2 separate regions of the Mus musculus genome follow, and region 2 is linked to region 1. The links are chromatin loops, found by intact Hi-C in ENCODE. Cell type or tissue: heart. All regions are shown on one strand.

The links. Peaks named below come from ENCODE experiments on the same cell type or tissue, not always from the same donor. Only the 100,000 strongest peaks of a DNase experiment are listed, where the experiment ranks them.
Region 2: a loop joins it to region 1, with 2.8 times the contacts of the local background. A loop is called at or near these places in 3 of 42 quality-filtered maps.

What each region holds. Positions count from the first base shown.
Region 1 is chr11:31,366,745-31,374,744 of GRCm38, forward strand. Stc2 (stanniocalcin 2) reads right to left here and starts at 3,317. Exons shown (of 4, transcript NM_011491.3): 1 at 2,968-3,317; 2 at 982-1,124. The coding sequence starts at 3,118. In heart, a CTCF peak has its summit at 6,938 (motif pointing left); DNase peaks (open chromatin) are centred at 2,277, 2,917, 3,337, 6,887 and 2 weaker places; H3K4me3 peaks cover 3,718 bases; H3K27ac peaks cover 3,233 bases; H3K27me3 peaks cover 2,835 bases.
Region 2 is chr11:31,548,329-31,556,328 of GRCm38, forward strand. No RefSeq gene overlaps it. Among named protein-coding and RNA genes, the nearest start is that of Gm35063, 65 kb to the right of the region's middle. In heart, no CTCF peak of the experiment used is centred here; DNase peaks (open chromatin) are centred at 2,663, 3,153 and 6,903; H3K27ac peaks cover 523 bases.

The DNA.
Region 1 (8,000 bases):
GGGAATCTTTTTATGGAGTCTTGAGGAGTTCAAAGTTCTCTCCCTTTCCTCCTGGTTTCTGTTTCCCATTCTGCTACCTCACATCCTCCACAGTTTAGGCTGCAGGGGCTATCACATCCCTTTCTGGTGGACAGACCTTGCTTGTCAGGCTGTCCACAAGGTGTCTGTGGATGGTGACTGGTGACTTTTATAAAATCATATCTCAACTGTTGACCTCTTCCGAACTTCGTCATCATGCTCCAGTGAAATAAAAGAGGAAGTGCATGAGATAAAACAGGGTGTTTCAACGGGGCTGAGAGCCAGGGCACAAAATGAAGACAATCCTAATGCCACAAAGCCATCTAAACACACATTTGGGCCTTCTGTGACAGAACCATCAACTTGCTTATTGGTTCTCTGCCCTGGGCAGCAACTCAGCTCTACCTTGATATATCTGAGGTGGATTCAGCTATGACTGTAAGGCAAGGGAGGTTCGGTCATGGTTTTGACTTTTCAGATTGGAAGAGGAGACTCTGTTCCCTTCTCTTTGGAGACTGTGAATTGTCTAGGCTTCCTGCCTCTGTGTGTGTGTGTGTGTGTGTGTGTGTGTGTGTGTGTGTGTGTGTGTGTGTGTGTATACATATGCATATATCAGAAGAACCTTTGCTACCTATACCTAGGATCTCTACCACTTCAGCCCTTTCTTCCTAATGTATTGGGTTTGAGGAATGGGTTCACTTTTATCACTGGCTTTGGTGTCCAGTCTGCTCTGCCTGTGTGGTTATAGCATGAGAATGCAGAAAAGGATTTGGCTTAATGGCACTCCGGAGAGCAGAGCAATGGGGGAACGTGGAGCTACTGGCGCCCAGCTGCATACCTGCAAACACCAGACTCTCTCAAGCAACTTAAACCCAGGAAATCTGCTCACAAGTCTATCCAAGCCAATATTTCAACCACACTATACCAACCCAGAATATTTTTCATTCTCTATGTTCTTTTTACCTGGGCATCGAATTTTCCAGCGTTGTGCAGAAACGTCATGCAAATCCCATGTAAACCCTGGATTTCACAAGAGTTGTTCTCGAAACACTCAAACACACCACAGCCCACGTCCCCGGCATTGACCAAACAGTGCTGGATCTCCGCTAAAATGAAAAATTATATACAAAGTTTTCTGCCATGCTAAGTGTTAATAAGGGCTAGAGAAAAAAAAAAGGAGAGAAAAGTGGAGCCAATTTCAGAATCTAAGGAGTGGAAAGAAAATGTCATTATTTTCTAATACATATGAAAAGTATGTGTATTTGTAAAATTAGCCAAAATAAACAAATATAACAATCAGAATTTAGTCTGAGCGTTTTCTTTTCTTCCTTCTATCGTTTCCACTTAATGAAGGTACTTGTGGGACTACTGTTCAAGAGCCCAAAGCACTTCAGCTTTTAAAACCCACAGGGAAAATAAGATTTGAAAATGACCACATTTTATGAATTAAATGTCGTTCTCTACTTGAGGCTGCAGAAGCCACTGCCGTTAAGATCTGGCCATTTCCTTCCTGAACCCAGATGAAAGCGTCCAAGCAACTTCAATTCAGCTTTATGATTCAACACCTAAAAATCAAAACAAGATTCCTATTAAAGCCGTGCCTCCAAACCACCCGCATTAAAAATGCTAGGCCACGGAAGCTGCAGCTGGCACCAGCTTCAGAACGCAGGAGGCAGGTGGGGGCTGGCCTTTCCACCCGCCACCTTTCTCTGGAGGTTCCTTTTAATTAGGGATCCGGTGTGAGATATCACTTAATCCCCTCGAATCCCAGAGGCCCCGAGCCTGCTCCCTCTTCCAAGATGTCCTAATTCGTCAGCCTGAAAGGACAGACAGGGAGCTGTCAGGCTGCGGCAGAGCAGTCTCACGCCTCTCTCGGTTCGCTCAGTTCTACGATTTAAACCAACCGCAAAATTACAATGAGGAAAGTGTATTCTGGAAGAAGGGCGGGGCTCGAGTCGAAAAATCTGTATGAGATGAAATCTAGCATGAGAACGAGCTTGTGCTTGTGAAGGGGTGCCTAAACCCGAGAGGAGGCAGGGCGGACGAGGAACCCTTGATTGTGCGCCTAGACAAGCGGGGGTGAGAGGCTGAACTGACTCCACGCGTGGTCGCGAGCAGGGCAGCGATCACTCACTTGGAGAACCCTGACCAGCACTTGTGCATTCCGGCTCAGGCAAGGAGCGCACGCACGCCACGGCCGCCGCTTTCACACGGCCCCCGAGGAATTGCGGGGGTGGGGGCGTAAGGAGACGAGCGGCAGACACGTTTCTTTCTCTCCCGGGAGCTGGGAAGAAGGCCAGCCCCGTGTGCCACACGTCAGGCTTTTGCACTGCAGCTTGCTGGTGAGCAGGGCCGCGCACGATTCGGATCGTGTCAACAGTTCTTCCCGTGCTGACTTGGCTAGGAGCATGGCTGCAGCAGCAGAGGTACGCTTTGCGAACCCCCTCCCCCAAAGGAAAAGTTCCTAACTGGCCAGCAAAGTTCTGGGCTGTCCGGCATCTTTGGAGAAAACGGAGACAGTACATGCCAGGCTGGCCGGCTTGGAAACGAAGTTCTGGGTGCAGGGCGAGCCCAGCTCTGGGGTCCCTTGGTACTTCGCACGGGCCAGGCGTGACGAAGTGCGCCCTGCTCCGGGCCCGGGACTCTGGCTGGAGCTGGCAGCAGCGTCAGGCACAGCCTCGGTTCCCCTCAGCCCCGGGGAAGGCTAGCAACAAGTCTTGCCTCAGCCATTTCATCACCCTGCTAGCACGTGCCGATCCCCGGCTCTCGCAGCCCGAGCCAGACCTCGCTTCGCCTCGCTCTTCCCTCTGCACGTCCCGAGCCACGGAGAGTTTGTGCCGCCCGGGGTGAGCTCGGGTCGCCGGCTTGGGGCTAAAGGCACCCGGCGCGCCGCGAGCATGCACCCTGTTCTCCCCCGGCAGCTCTGGGCTGCAGGGCGCACGCGTTTACCTGTGTTCTGCAGGGACAGACGGCCTTTCTGCTGCGAGCTCCTGTCTTGGGGACCTTCCGGAGGGTTCGTGGAGTCCGTCCCCTGCGCCGGGTCCAAGGTGGCAAACACCAAAGCCAGGGTCACAAACTGGCCCAGCCGCTCCGCACACATGGTTCTGGGTATCACCCTCCCGCCTGGAGACCTGGATTCTTTGTGCGCCCCTCCTCCTCCTCTTCCTCCTCCGCCGCTTCCCCCTCCTCCCACTCTTCCTCCTCGCTGGCCCCTTCCCTCCTCCTCGCCGCGGCTCGGATAGAGGTTACCCAGCGCCCTCCCGTAGCTCTCTGGAGAGCATGTGACCAGGCCGTTAGCCGCGCCGCGAGTGCCCGGCGATAGCAGGGATGGTGCCTCAAATATCCCTGGAAGCTCTGGTGTCACTTGAATGAAGGAGTCGAGCAGGTGTTGTCCCGGAGGCTGGACCAATCGGAGACCCCGGCCCGTTTGACAACACAGCGGGAGGCGGGGCCTGCGCCAACTTCTACGGGAGGAAGCGGAGCGCCTCCGCGATCGCCCCACAAAGTTGCAGACCTGGCGGCGGCCACGCGTTTGCGTGGTGTGTGTGTGTGTGTGTGTGTGTGTGTGTGTGTGTGTGTGTGTGTGTGTGTGTGTGTGTGTGTGTGTGTGTGTGTGTGTGTGTGTGTGCGAGACGCGTGCGCGTGTGCTCCGGGGCAATGGCACGCGTTTGCGTGGTGTGTGTGTGTGTGTGTGTGTGTGTGTGTGTGTGTGTGTGTGTGTGTGTGCGAGACGCGTGCGCGTGTGCTCCGGGGCAATGGCCGAATGGACTGAGGGGGAAAAATTAAAGCGGATGCCAACTCTACTTGCAACTAAAAACTAAAAAAAGGGGGGTGGGGGGCAGGAGAAGTCGGTCTTCACAGGGACAGAGTCCCCAGGGTTCATATCCAGCTGGGAAAGTTTCCTCTTTGGAACACAGTCACATTCTCAGCCAGGAGACCTGAACAGATTAGGACAGATACCTGGTCACAGAGATGGTGCGAGCAAATTGAACTCTGGTGGGAATTCCTAAGCGTCCTGACGCTTGTTTTGTTTTTTGGGTTTTTTGGTTTTTGTTTTATTTAAAGGCGCTTGAGGACAGGCGTGGAAGCTGCTGGCCTGATTGACTTACCCACTTTCTGCCTGAATTTGATGGGTCCAATAACACCTGGGGCGTCTCGTCTCGCTCCTCCTCCAGTCCAGACGGATTCCTGTCTGGGCTTCAGGGATCCAAGTGACAATTCATTTCACCAGGTGAAAATTCATTTGCATCATTTCCTGGCTGGTGGCCTGGAGGCCCAGGCAGCCTTGGGTCAGGCGGCCACAGACCATCGCGTGCCCAAGAGGCCAGAGCTTGACAGGCAACTTTAGGCGTCTCCAAATACAGTCTTCAATTTTCTCCAAATGCCACTCGGCCCACTTACGGGTTTTGTTTGTTTGTTTGTTTGTTCTACTCTGCAGTCCTCTGATGTAAAATTAAAGCACCCCACCCCCCAAATCTTGGGACCTTCTATTTTTTTCTCCTCTTCTTGGAGCCCCCTCCTTAAGCACCCTGAGAATCAGATCGCCTTCAGCTGCAATCTCCGCTGCTGGAGGAAGCGGGGAGAAAGTTGGGCGCTGCCGGGAGCGTCTTTCCTCCCTGCTGTGTGTGTACGTGTGCACGCTCACGTCTCCCTCGCGCTGGGCCCGGGACAGGAACTGCTGCTCTTGGCCTCATAAACCCGAAGGAGTAATTCGGGGGGCCAGCTTGATTGGGGGAGGGTGGAGAGGCGAGCGTTGCCACCTAGCGCCACATGGCACTCGTCCGGTATTGGCACTCCTTGCCCCTCCCCCGCAGTCCCCACCCTAGTCTTGGAGAACAGGTGAGCCTGGGTACCAACTCTCAACCCCCGTCCTTGCCCGACTTCCCGCTCGCCCGCGCATTCTGCAGTAATGCGCCTGGGAGGTTTCATCACCCACCGCCCGCGGCGACTGCAACCCTGGGCCTCCGAAGCGAGGCCCGCTCTCAGCCTCTTCTGCGCCTACGTGTGACACACCTGGGGGAGGGGTATAGAAATGAGCGCGCAGGTTGTCTTTCCGCAGCTGTTCAGCTTCTCTGGGTGCCAGCTGCCCTCCAGCGAGGGAAATGAGAAGCTGGGGGTCAGGGTGACTGCTGCTTCAGAAAGGAGGAAGGAGCCCTGGGAATGGGCTTTCCAATGGGCAGGACTTCTTGGAGCTTCTGTCTTAGTACCATACAGTTCTCGGCCCCAGGAAATGGTCAGTTTGAATCTCTTAGTCTTCGATGGTAGGAAGAAACTGGCCATTCGTCACTATAATAGCAGTGACTTCCTCATTTATCTTTTGAGGAAAGTGGTGGATATTGGGTATAATGATGGACCATCCTTGCTTGCTTGAATAGTCAATTTAGCTCCCTTTATTAGTTTAGGAGATGAAGACCCTCCTGTACATCCTTCAAAACAAAACAAAACACACAAACGAACAGCATTTTGGTCTGCCCCCACCCTTTAAGGCCGAAAATTTCCTGGGAGAGTCAAGTGGCCCTCAGCCTTAACTTTAGAGCTAGGTAACCTCTCTGTGGCCTCTTTCATGGAACAAAAATATCAGAGAAACAGAATCTGGAGATTCAGGCAGCAGAGGGAAACCACCCACTTTGTTCCATTGTAGAGAGGCCCTGCACCTGCCCTCAGAGGATCTGCATGGTTTGAAAAAAAAAATCATCTTGAGGCTTTAACTTCACATTTCAAAGGAATTTCATGGTTCCCCCTGAACCTACTGCTGCTTTGGAAAGAACACATAGTAGCTAGATGCGTGGTATAAGCACACATGGGTATCCGTTCTTGAAGTTTCATCTCTGGCCAATGCCAAAGCATGCAGACAAAGATGTTCTCCCAGTCCATTTCAACAGGGCTGCAGACAGACTGGGAGGTTTCCTGAGTAATCCTCTAAAGGCCCAGAGCAAATGTTGTGGGGCATGGATCACACTGGTGTCTTTGTTGTAATTTCCCTCTTCTCTGCAGACTCCTTTATCTCCCTCGGGCTGGGTTTGGCAGTTGAGTGGAATGGGCTGGGGACAATAGAGGACGCTTACAAAGCTAGCACTTAAGCACAGGCATCAAACACATTGCAAGGTTGAAAAATTGGTATCTCTCTAACCCTAACATCCACCCTAAGACTTGGAGGAGCAAGAACTGGCCAGCCAGTGCTGCCCTTGGGGCTCCAGTGTCTGTGGACAGGCCTACTTCAGTTTGAGACATATAACTGCTGAGACAGGACTGGTTTGTCTGTGACAGCCAGACTTGCGGGGCGGGACCCCTGCTTTCCCTTTACCAGTTGCCCTCACTCAAGTCCAAGAGTGAAGTGCTTGGGTTGAAAGCTAGAGGAGAGTATTGCCAAGTGGATGCAAGGGGAAGAATGTTTCCATGGAGACAAAACACAAGAAAAGAGGAGGGACACTGTGAGTTTTGTGTTGAGAAGGAGGCTGTCTAGTTTGGTGCTAAAGAGGGAGACGAGGTAAGACTGGGCCACGCTGCCATATCTGCACCCTCTGTGGAAGACCTATCATCTTGATAGGTATCTAAAGATGTGACAAAAGATGCTCTTTGATTGGGTTCTCCTTAGTACTTAGAGGAAGCTGGGGGTGGATGGGTACATTTTGGAACAAGATGAATCTAGTTAGTGGAAAGGAATAGGTTGAACTTTGTGGGTTGTAGTATCTAGAAGGACAGAAGGTATCCTTGCTCCGATGTGAGTAGGTGGGGGTCTAGCAGACAGGCTCATTCTAGCTTGCTGAGGCAGGGATTATAAGTTGACACATGTCTCTAGTCCAGGCTTCTAAAGGGTTCCAGAGCCTGAGAGAGGAACATGGCTCACACTGGGGAGCTCCGCCCACTAAATGTCCCAGCCTATAGGGGCAGGCTGGCTGAGCTTATGGCACCACCTTATGGCCAGAAAGGGTACTGTCTGACCGAGTAGTGGACTCACTTCTAGGCCCTGTAACATTAACTAGGCGTCCCTAAGGTCTGCTCGGTTTCTTCACACCAGCTCGCCTTGGTCAGCCAGTTCTCACAGGGCTATGATTTAACTTCATGCGCACAAAGAAGGACATCTCTCTCAAACATTTCTATTCTCCATCTTTCCTCTGCCCTCCATCGCCTTCTGTGCACTCTGCTTTTTCATACTTGTAAGAAGGAAAACAAGACAAAAAGGGGTGGGGGTTAGAGGTAAAACTGGAAAAAGTGTCAAACTGCTACATTAGGCTCTCCAAATTCTCATAAGCAGAAGTCTCCCTTAAAAAGTCCTGATTCTCCCCCTTGTCCTCATTCATTGGTTGCTTTATTGACCAGGCTTCAGGATTAAAGGTGACGAAGTCTTTCCCATTTGGTTTTGCTTACTAATAAATCTCCAAAATGTTTTCTGTTCTTTTCCCCCCTTAAACCTCAGCTCTCCAACATCCAACTGAAGAAGGCTTTTGGGTCTGGCCTGGAAACCAACCACTTACAATATTTTTTTAAAGCTGGGCATAGTGCTGCATGTCTTTATTCTCAGCTACTTGGGTGTCGGAGACAGGGGGATGGCTTGAGCCCAAAGCTTCTTGGCTAGCCTAAACAATACTATGAGGAGAATACATTCTAAGCTCCCTAACTAGCTTTCAGAGTGCTGGAACAAATTGCTTGTGAGCTGGGCATTTCCTCTGTCTCATCAATTAGTACTATTAGCAGTCAAGCCATCACTGGATTGGCCAGAGATACAAATGATATAGAGGAAACATGTAAAGTCCCTGTAAGGACACTGTAGCCCTTACAGCAGACTTGTTTCCTGGGATAGCATGAGAAGACAGTAACCATCAAGTGTCTTCTGTGGACTGAGCTGTGTTAGGGTTTCATCACAAAGCCCCAACAGGACCCAGAAACCATCACCGTTTCCCTTGGGATGGAGCTTTTTCGTTCTTCTCGTGTGCTAAGACAAACTTTAGGAAAAAAAAAATATATCCCAAACAAGGGGCTGC
Region 2 (8,000 bases), 180 kb after region 1:
AGTGTGTGTATGCAATTGTATAATCAGACTGCTGCATGGTTGGATAGACCTTTTAATAGTTCAACCCGAGCTAATGCTACTTGGATCAGAGGAACTTGGCCTGTGAGCATACCCAAGGGCAATGCTAGCATTCCACCCCAACCACGCTGGACCCCATTTTGCAGAGGCGTACGAGACTCTTTGCCTCCGTGGACTGGATGTCAATCCCGGAAGGCTGCTTGGGTAGTGAAAAAGTATTTTACCTTTTCTCCATACATCAGTACCATGCATGATTAAACATTTGCAGGTTATAATTGGACATATCAAAGCCCAACACAGCAAGGGGCTAATAATCCTTTTAATGTATGGTTGTTATGTGGGGTAAATGGAAGCTGTACTGATTTGTCACCTCTAAGTATACTGATGGGAGGGGCCTGGGGAAATGCTAGTTGTTATTGGAATGGGTCTGATTTGTTTGAAAATTCTGTGAGTGTTTTGGCTTCAAGAATCATAGTAGTGATAATTGCTTTTATAGTATGTATTGGAATGCATCTGTATTTTCTTTGGCTGTGGTAACTGTATGCCTAGATTTGTACCCTGGCCAGTGCAAGCTCCATCTGAGATGACACTGTTTAGACCTAAAAGAGATTTTGAGATTACTGCTGCCATAGTCACAGCAATATCACACCTCAAGGAATGGGCTGGCATAGGAGGGCTGGCAATCATCTGCGTTGCCACAGGAGTAATGGCCCTATGGTGCATTTGTCGTATGCAAAAAAAAAGGCATACCCATGAGCAGGCACTGTTGATTCAGGCTTTTGCAGCCCCAGAGCTGGGGCAATCTTCTCAAGTGTGGCTTGGCATGCTAGAGAAGTAGTCAATAATGGGTAAGACTCCCTGGAGGTGTGACTAACCTAAGACAGGGACCAGACCACTGCTGTCTGTCCTCCCGATGATGGGTAAGGAGCATTATCACAGGGGGCAACCTAAGACAGGCATTCTCACTGCCAAAATAATAAATAAGGGGGAGATGTGAGGAGTGGGTGCGACCGCCACCCGAAGATGGCACCCAGGACTGCTGCCAGGTCTTACGACCTGCGCCTGACCCTTATTACCTCAGACTTAGCCACATCCCAACCGCCTGCACTGTGCAGACGCCATGCCTCGTCAGCTCACCTGAGGTGTCGTCACTTGCTGTGAACCAATGGACTGCCATTATGTGACTGGGGTGATTGGGAGGAGTCAGTAGGGTATTTAAGGCGCCCCCAGGGTTGCGGGGGGGGGGGATTCCCGTTCCTGCATTGCAATGTGAAGTGTTCCTAAATAAACCTGCTTGAAGAAGGACAACATGGTGTTGTGTCTTTCCTGCTGGTCGTCTTTTCTGCTGGTCGGGGTGAATGCAACAATAAATGACTAAGGAGTCAATGCTATGGGAAGTGAGGAGCTGCTGGGAGCTGAGAGCTGCAAACCATAACTGCAGGAAGCCTGAGAGTAAGTGGCTCCAGAGCTGGAAGCCTGTAACATTGAGAGAACTTAGAGTAAGTACAGACTGCTGAACTTCAGAGAGCCATTCTTTTCCTGGCTGTGACTTTTGTCTACACAGAGGAGAACCTTCAGCCACTGGTGTGACCTTCTGACTTGGTCTTTTACTGGATGATCTGGATTTTGATCTTGGTTCTTTTCCACGCTAGTGATGTTTGATCTCTGTTCTCTCTCTAGTACCTGGCAGGGCCATGTCTTTCTGGAACATGGTCCATTGTTGGGACTCACTCTAAGGATGAGGAAAAGTTTACAAAGGCTATGGCCTTGAGCCAAATGGCATCTAAAAGATTTTCTCCTGCAGAACAAATATTTTGCCTATGAAACAATTCAGTTGTAAGTACTCAAAAGAATTGAAAAATGGGGATTCTTAAAGGTATCTGCATGAAGTCATTTACAGCAGCCTCTTGGAGCACCTCACTGATGAATGAGTTGTCAAACAGAGCAGGGTCTATCCACACAGTGGGCTTTAAGTCAGCCTTCCCACAGAATGCTCTGGTATGGTCTACATCACACACCAAACCTTGAAGACAATATGCAACTAGAAATACCCACATAAAAAGACCAAGTTCCATACAAATCCACTTACATAAGGTAGCGGGAGCACAAAGTTCATAGAAGCAGAAAGTCGAGTGCGGGTTCCAGGCAATGGGAGGGGGGGGGTGAGGGTTACCATGTGATGGACACAGACTTTCAACTCACAAGATTAAGGGTTCTGTGAATGACTGCAGTGCTGTTGAGATGTGTACTTAGCATGGGTGTGTGTGTGTGTGTGTGTGTGTGTGTGTGTGTGTGTGTGTGTGTGTGACAGGCAGAGACAGAGAGAGGTAAGGAAAGATGGAGAGGGAGTGGGAGAGGGGGAGGGGAGGAGGAGGAGAAGAAGGAGAGGGAGAAGGAAGACCAGAGGAAGGTTTTGCTAATCCCCATGGTTCTGAGGCCTCCGAGGTCCTGTCGGTAACACATTCACTCAGAACTTCTCTATCCCCTCAAGGATGCACTTGAATTTAACTTTAAGGAACTTCAACTTGCAAGCATTGCAGTTACTTGTGGGAAGTGGGGGCCAAGTACAGTTCTCCTGGGTCATCCAAGAACAGTCAGTGCTTCTCAAATTACAGTTCCTGGAGAGCCTTTATGCCAAGACTCCCTGCTTTCCTTCCTCCCCCACCCCCTTTTTTATTGCTACTTATCAAACACCTACCTACTGTGTACCCTTTGCTCTTCCAGACACTGATCAAGACATGCAGTCTGTCCCACTGGGCTGTGTTCTGATTGCTATAGACACTCCCCATGTTGATTCCTACCCAACACAATGAAGCTACTGCTTCTGGTTTGATTTCTGATGCTGACACAGAGCTGAGCTGTACAGTCCAAGCCTGGGAATTTAGGTAGTGGGTCCTGTCTGGGCTGCTAAGAAGAACAACTTACAAATGTTCCCTGGAATTGCCAGCTAGTGGGCCTTGGGTTCTGAGGGCTCTGAGAGACAGTCAAGAAATTCTTCTCTTCCCTAAAATAGCACACATTTGCTTGGAGCCTGGACACTGCTGGGCGGCTGGCATTTGTCCCTGTGTTTATTTTCACGTCTGGGTGATGCTAGATGCTAGTCACCACTGGTTGGCTTTTAATGAACCACTTCAGTGCTGGCTTTGAAAGCTACCCAGACGGGAGGGGCAGGCCCAGGGTTTTATAGGACGGTCCTGGCCTCCAGCAGCTGCCTGGGGCTGGCCTTGAGAAGAGACAGTCCTTCTGGGAAACCTACTCCCATGAGATTGCGAGCATCTCGAAGCTCTCTTCTTGCCATGGACTGAAGAGAATTGAAGTCTTTAATTGGTTCAAGACATCCTGGGGTTCGGGGGGGGGGGGGATTCCCTTGGCAGCCCCAGGCAGTCAGAGAGCGAGCAGGAAGAGCACCTCCATGGTCCTAGTGACTTTCCTGGGCTTGGCTGTGAGCTTTGCACCAAGCACAGAGCACTACTGATGTGTTATTAATATCGATATATATATATATATATATCAGATAAACCAAACAGCAAACCAAGCCAAGGCGGTTCCACATGAGAGAGGTTTATTGTGCAGAGACAAAGGGAGCAGCGAGGTGGGTAGAGGGGCAGAGAAGAAAGAGAATGAGGAGGGGGTGATCTCCTAATTTAAACAGAAAATGACATCACACAAGTGAGGGTGGGAAGTGAGCCAAGTGGGTTGTGGGACTGAGGGTCGTTGGCTTGGCAACACAGGTCAAGGGTCGCATTGTTAGGCCTGGGTTTGGAGTGTTTGGGGCTCACCACTTCCAGGCTGGGCTCCTGTTTGGTGTGCGTCATGCTCCTGCCTGAGCACAAGAGCCTGTGAAGACATGGAGAGACATTCTCAAGCTGTGCATCCTCCTTCCAGGAGGGTTAAGTGAGAAATCAGGAGAAAAATCCAGACAATGGAACCTGGGCAGCAGAAACCAGACTGCCAGTAGGCCGGCACTTCCTATGACCACCCTTCAAATGCGTGTGCACTGTCTGAAAACTTTGTAGAGTTTTTGTTTATTTGTTTGTTTGGTTTGGGTTTTTGTTGCTGTGTTTGTTTGTTTGTTTGTTTGTTTGTTTGTTTGAGACATGGTTTTTCTGTGCAGCCTTGGCTATCCTGGAACTCACTCTGTAGACCAGACTGGCTTTGAACTCACAGAGATCCGCCTGCCTCTGCCTTCCAAGAGCTGGGATTGAGGGAGTGCGCTGCCACAACTGACTTCAAAAATATTTTTTATTTTTAGAGAAAGAAAAGGTAATGCCTACAAAATAAATTTATTGATAAGAAAAAAGTATCTGTAACCCAGAAAGAACTACAAACTAAATTATCTCGTCCAAATAAAAGCTCTCTCCCTGACAACAAAGTCGACGAAATTTGCAAAACATGGGAAGAGTGGGGTGGGAAAGAGGGAAGGAGACGTTTGGCCTTTCGGCCCTTCTGTTAAGGGGATTTCTTAGGGAAAGCACGATCTATAATTATTACTGACACAGTCTTAGGAGAGAAGAAAAAGTGCCCAAAGCCGAGTGCAAAGTAGGTTTGGAGAGCAACAAAGATGGGCAACTGCATCATCGAGTCAGGAGTGGGCTCATGGGAGGGGGGGGAGGGGGACACATCCTCATTCTGACTGTGCTTTCCTAGTGTCTGATTAGAGCATTGTCATTCTGTGTCAAATGGGGACACTGAGGCTCCCCTTTGGATAATCAACACTCTAAAATTAAGATGTACGCATACACATTACAGCATCTTCCCTCAATATATCCTAAGCTTAATCTGAACGTCTGGTCTGGCTAAAGTTTGTCCATCCCTAGGTGGACAGGCTGGTGTCAGTTCCCAGCAGGCTCCACTTATCCTTTGTCTGTCTCTTCTGCCACCTCTCTCAGCTTGCACTGTGGCGTTTCTAAGCCTGGATTTGCATTCAGTGTTTGCCTGAGGGCATGCTGGTCTGTAGACAGAGCCAAGCCAAATAGCTCAGGGGTATGTTTGCATCACTTCCTGAAGGGTCATCTTCTATCTTTGAACTTCAAAGGTCAGAGTGTTCTGGAGAAAGTAAGCTCACATACCTGCATAGGATGTTCTGAGGGCTGCTCTTTGCCAGCATAGTCTCAGCAGCAGCTTTGTAGTACAGAGTGTTTGGGTAAGCACTGAAGCTGGACATTTCTTTTCTATGTTAGGCACATTCCTATGTTGGACTCTGGTTTCCTCAGGTCCTAGAGATGTCCCTCCTCAATCACTCAGGTCCTAGAGATAGGAGTCCCTCCTCTGGTAATACACCTTGCATATCCCCTTGCCAGGATTCAGATTCAAAGGTGGGAGACCAAACATTAGTGGGCATTTCCCCAACAATGCATCCAAGAATTTTCAAGATGTATCATTATATACCATCTGTCTATTGAGCCTGTGTTTTCCAGAAGTCCTCAGCTAAGAGGAAGCTGAGCAGTAAATGAGTGTTTAAAAAAATCAACTGTGAGAGAAACAGTGAGTGGGCACTGATAAGTGGAAATGACTATCAAATCTACAGTGCTGATGATAGAAATGAGAGACATTTGAGAAAGACACAGGGAGCCTGTCCTTTGCATCCTCTAAAGAGGATCAGGGTATGGGGGTCCCCCTTCTTATATTTTTAGTTGTGAGCCTAGCCTTTAACGGCTGAGCTATCTCTCCAGCCCAAGGGAGGGGTCCCCCTTCTTATTCCTGGCCTCCCCTAACTCTCTTCCTTCCCCTACATTTCAGAACTCTCGGTCCGAATGAGGTAGCCTGGGGTGAGAACGTGCCTCCCTTAGGTCCATTTTGCTGTCCTCATGGGCCTTCGAGGAAACAAGGCTCTCGGAGCTCTAGGTAGGAAAAGAGTGTGGCATACGGTTGGGAGACAGAATGCAGATGTGAATGGGATGGCCGTCACAGATGACAGGAGACAGTAGGGACGGAATGAGCCAATGAAGGAACACCTCAAGGATGGAGGCTTTTGCAGGAGTAACCCAGAACACAGTGTGTGGAAACCAGTCACACTGCAGACGATGGTAGGGCTGGATGATGATGGCGGGGCCGATGATGATGGCAGGGCCGGATGAAGGCCGGGCCAAGAGCTGAGAAACACATTGTTAGGTAGCTTTACCCTGTGAACTTGACTTACTCAGACTCACATGGTGATGACCATCACTGCGTGTAGCCTCTTAGCCTCTCTCTTCAAGAGATATAGTAAAGCCAAGATGGCCAAGGCCACTGCTAAAATGTCATGGTACCCCATGGTGTTCCAACCCTTTTAAAATCATTCTCTTATTGATTAAACTCAAGGTTTGACCACCCATGCAATGTAATACATTCTCATTACTCTGCACCCCATTATCCCCATCCCACACCTGTCATACTCCTACCTTCCTAAAGTTCCTTTCTATGTCCTTCTGCCTTGTTTTGTGACTCACTGATGTTACCTGATGTTTTGTCGTCCGTATAATGGAAACACAACTAAAACTTAACCTGAAAATTGTTGCAGGGAAGATGAGAGGTACTATATATTAAGTATCCTGTTTTAGTATTTAGATGGAAGTTCAAGTGGTGGTGAAAGGGGAGGAGGGTGAAGAGGAGGAGGAGGAAGAGTGGGAGGAAGAGGGCAAGGAGGAAGAAGATTGGAATGCTACCAGACAGGGCCTTTCTTTGGAGCTGATCCTGATGTAGGGAAAAGAGGAACTGTGCCATGAAGTTTTGCATTGGGATTTATTTTCCTGTGAGAACATCTCAACAGGGCACATGGATGCTGGCTTCCTAACAGCCATGCCCCAAGGCCACCCTTTTCCTTGCCTTTATTTGGTCTGTGGGTACAGGGAACATTCTGCTCTGTTGGCCATAAGTCAAGACTGTGGGAGTAGAGAGCAGCTCTGGGCACTTGGCCGCTTGCTGGGTTGGGTACCAGCCAGTGAAGAGCCGCCACGGCCCATCAGTTCACGGGCAGTGGGAGCCCTCTCCCACTCAGCTCCATGCATGAATGCACCATGAGAATTTGCCCAGGCTCAGCCCAGGGTGCACTGGAGGGAGGGAGCTTGGGTGCTCACTACCTTGAGTGGAGACCATCAGAATTCTTGTCAGAAAATATTGGCACAAAGGACATAAGGGGATAGAAAAGCTAACATGGCTTCTCTTAGCCAGAGCTCCCAATGGAGATGGATCCCTTTCTTTGTGGGGTTTTGATTTAGCTCACAGCTATTTCCATTGACTTTTGTAATAACTATATTTTCCAGTTTCTATATTTGATTCACCAGCATCTGTGGTCTTGCTAAGGCCTGAAGTAACTCCAGATAGAAAAGGAAGATACATTTAGGGAATGCAAGAAGGGGAAAAGCCCCATTCTGGAGTCCAATTGGCACCTCTTACCATCAAGGAAGTGAGATTTGAGCACAGTTAGGAACTGCTCAAGGCTGTCCTCTATGCACCGATGAAAATATGCAATTTTCTAGAAATCTCACCAGAAAATTCATTTGCAGAGCAAGGACCCCTGTGCAACCCTGGTAGCTCCTGGTACAGCCCTGATGACTCTTATCACACCAGATTATAATTCTGGCAAAGGCATCTCACTTATCAGAAGACAATGGGGGAGGAAGCTTTTGAGATGTGACTTGAGAGCCACCAAAATGGTACATATCACCAAAATGGTACATATGTCAGCACTACTGGGTGTGCCCCCCTCTCTTCTGAGGTATGGCTTACTCTCAGTCTCTCTCTCTCTCTCTCTCTCTCTCTCTCTCTCTCTCTCTCTCTCTCTCTCTCTCTCTCTCTCTCTCTCTCTGTCAGAACCCAACACCCATGCTCAAGTGTGTGCCTCACTTCCTTCTGACTGCCCCTGTCTCTTAATCCTCATGATCAAGACTATTTTAATAAAGCTGGTCATGCCAGATGACTATGGACAAGCCCTCCACCCAGAGCTGCTAAAACAATCCCAGCAGATCCTAGGCTGATTTTGTTGCCTTGGCCCATGTGCGTTA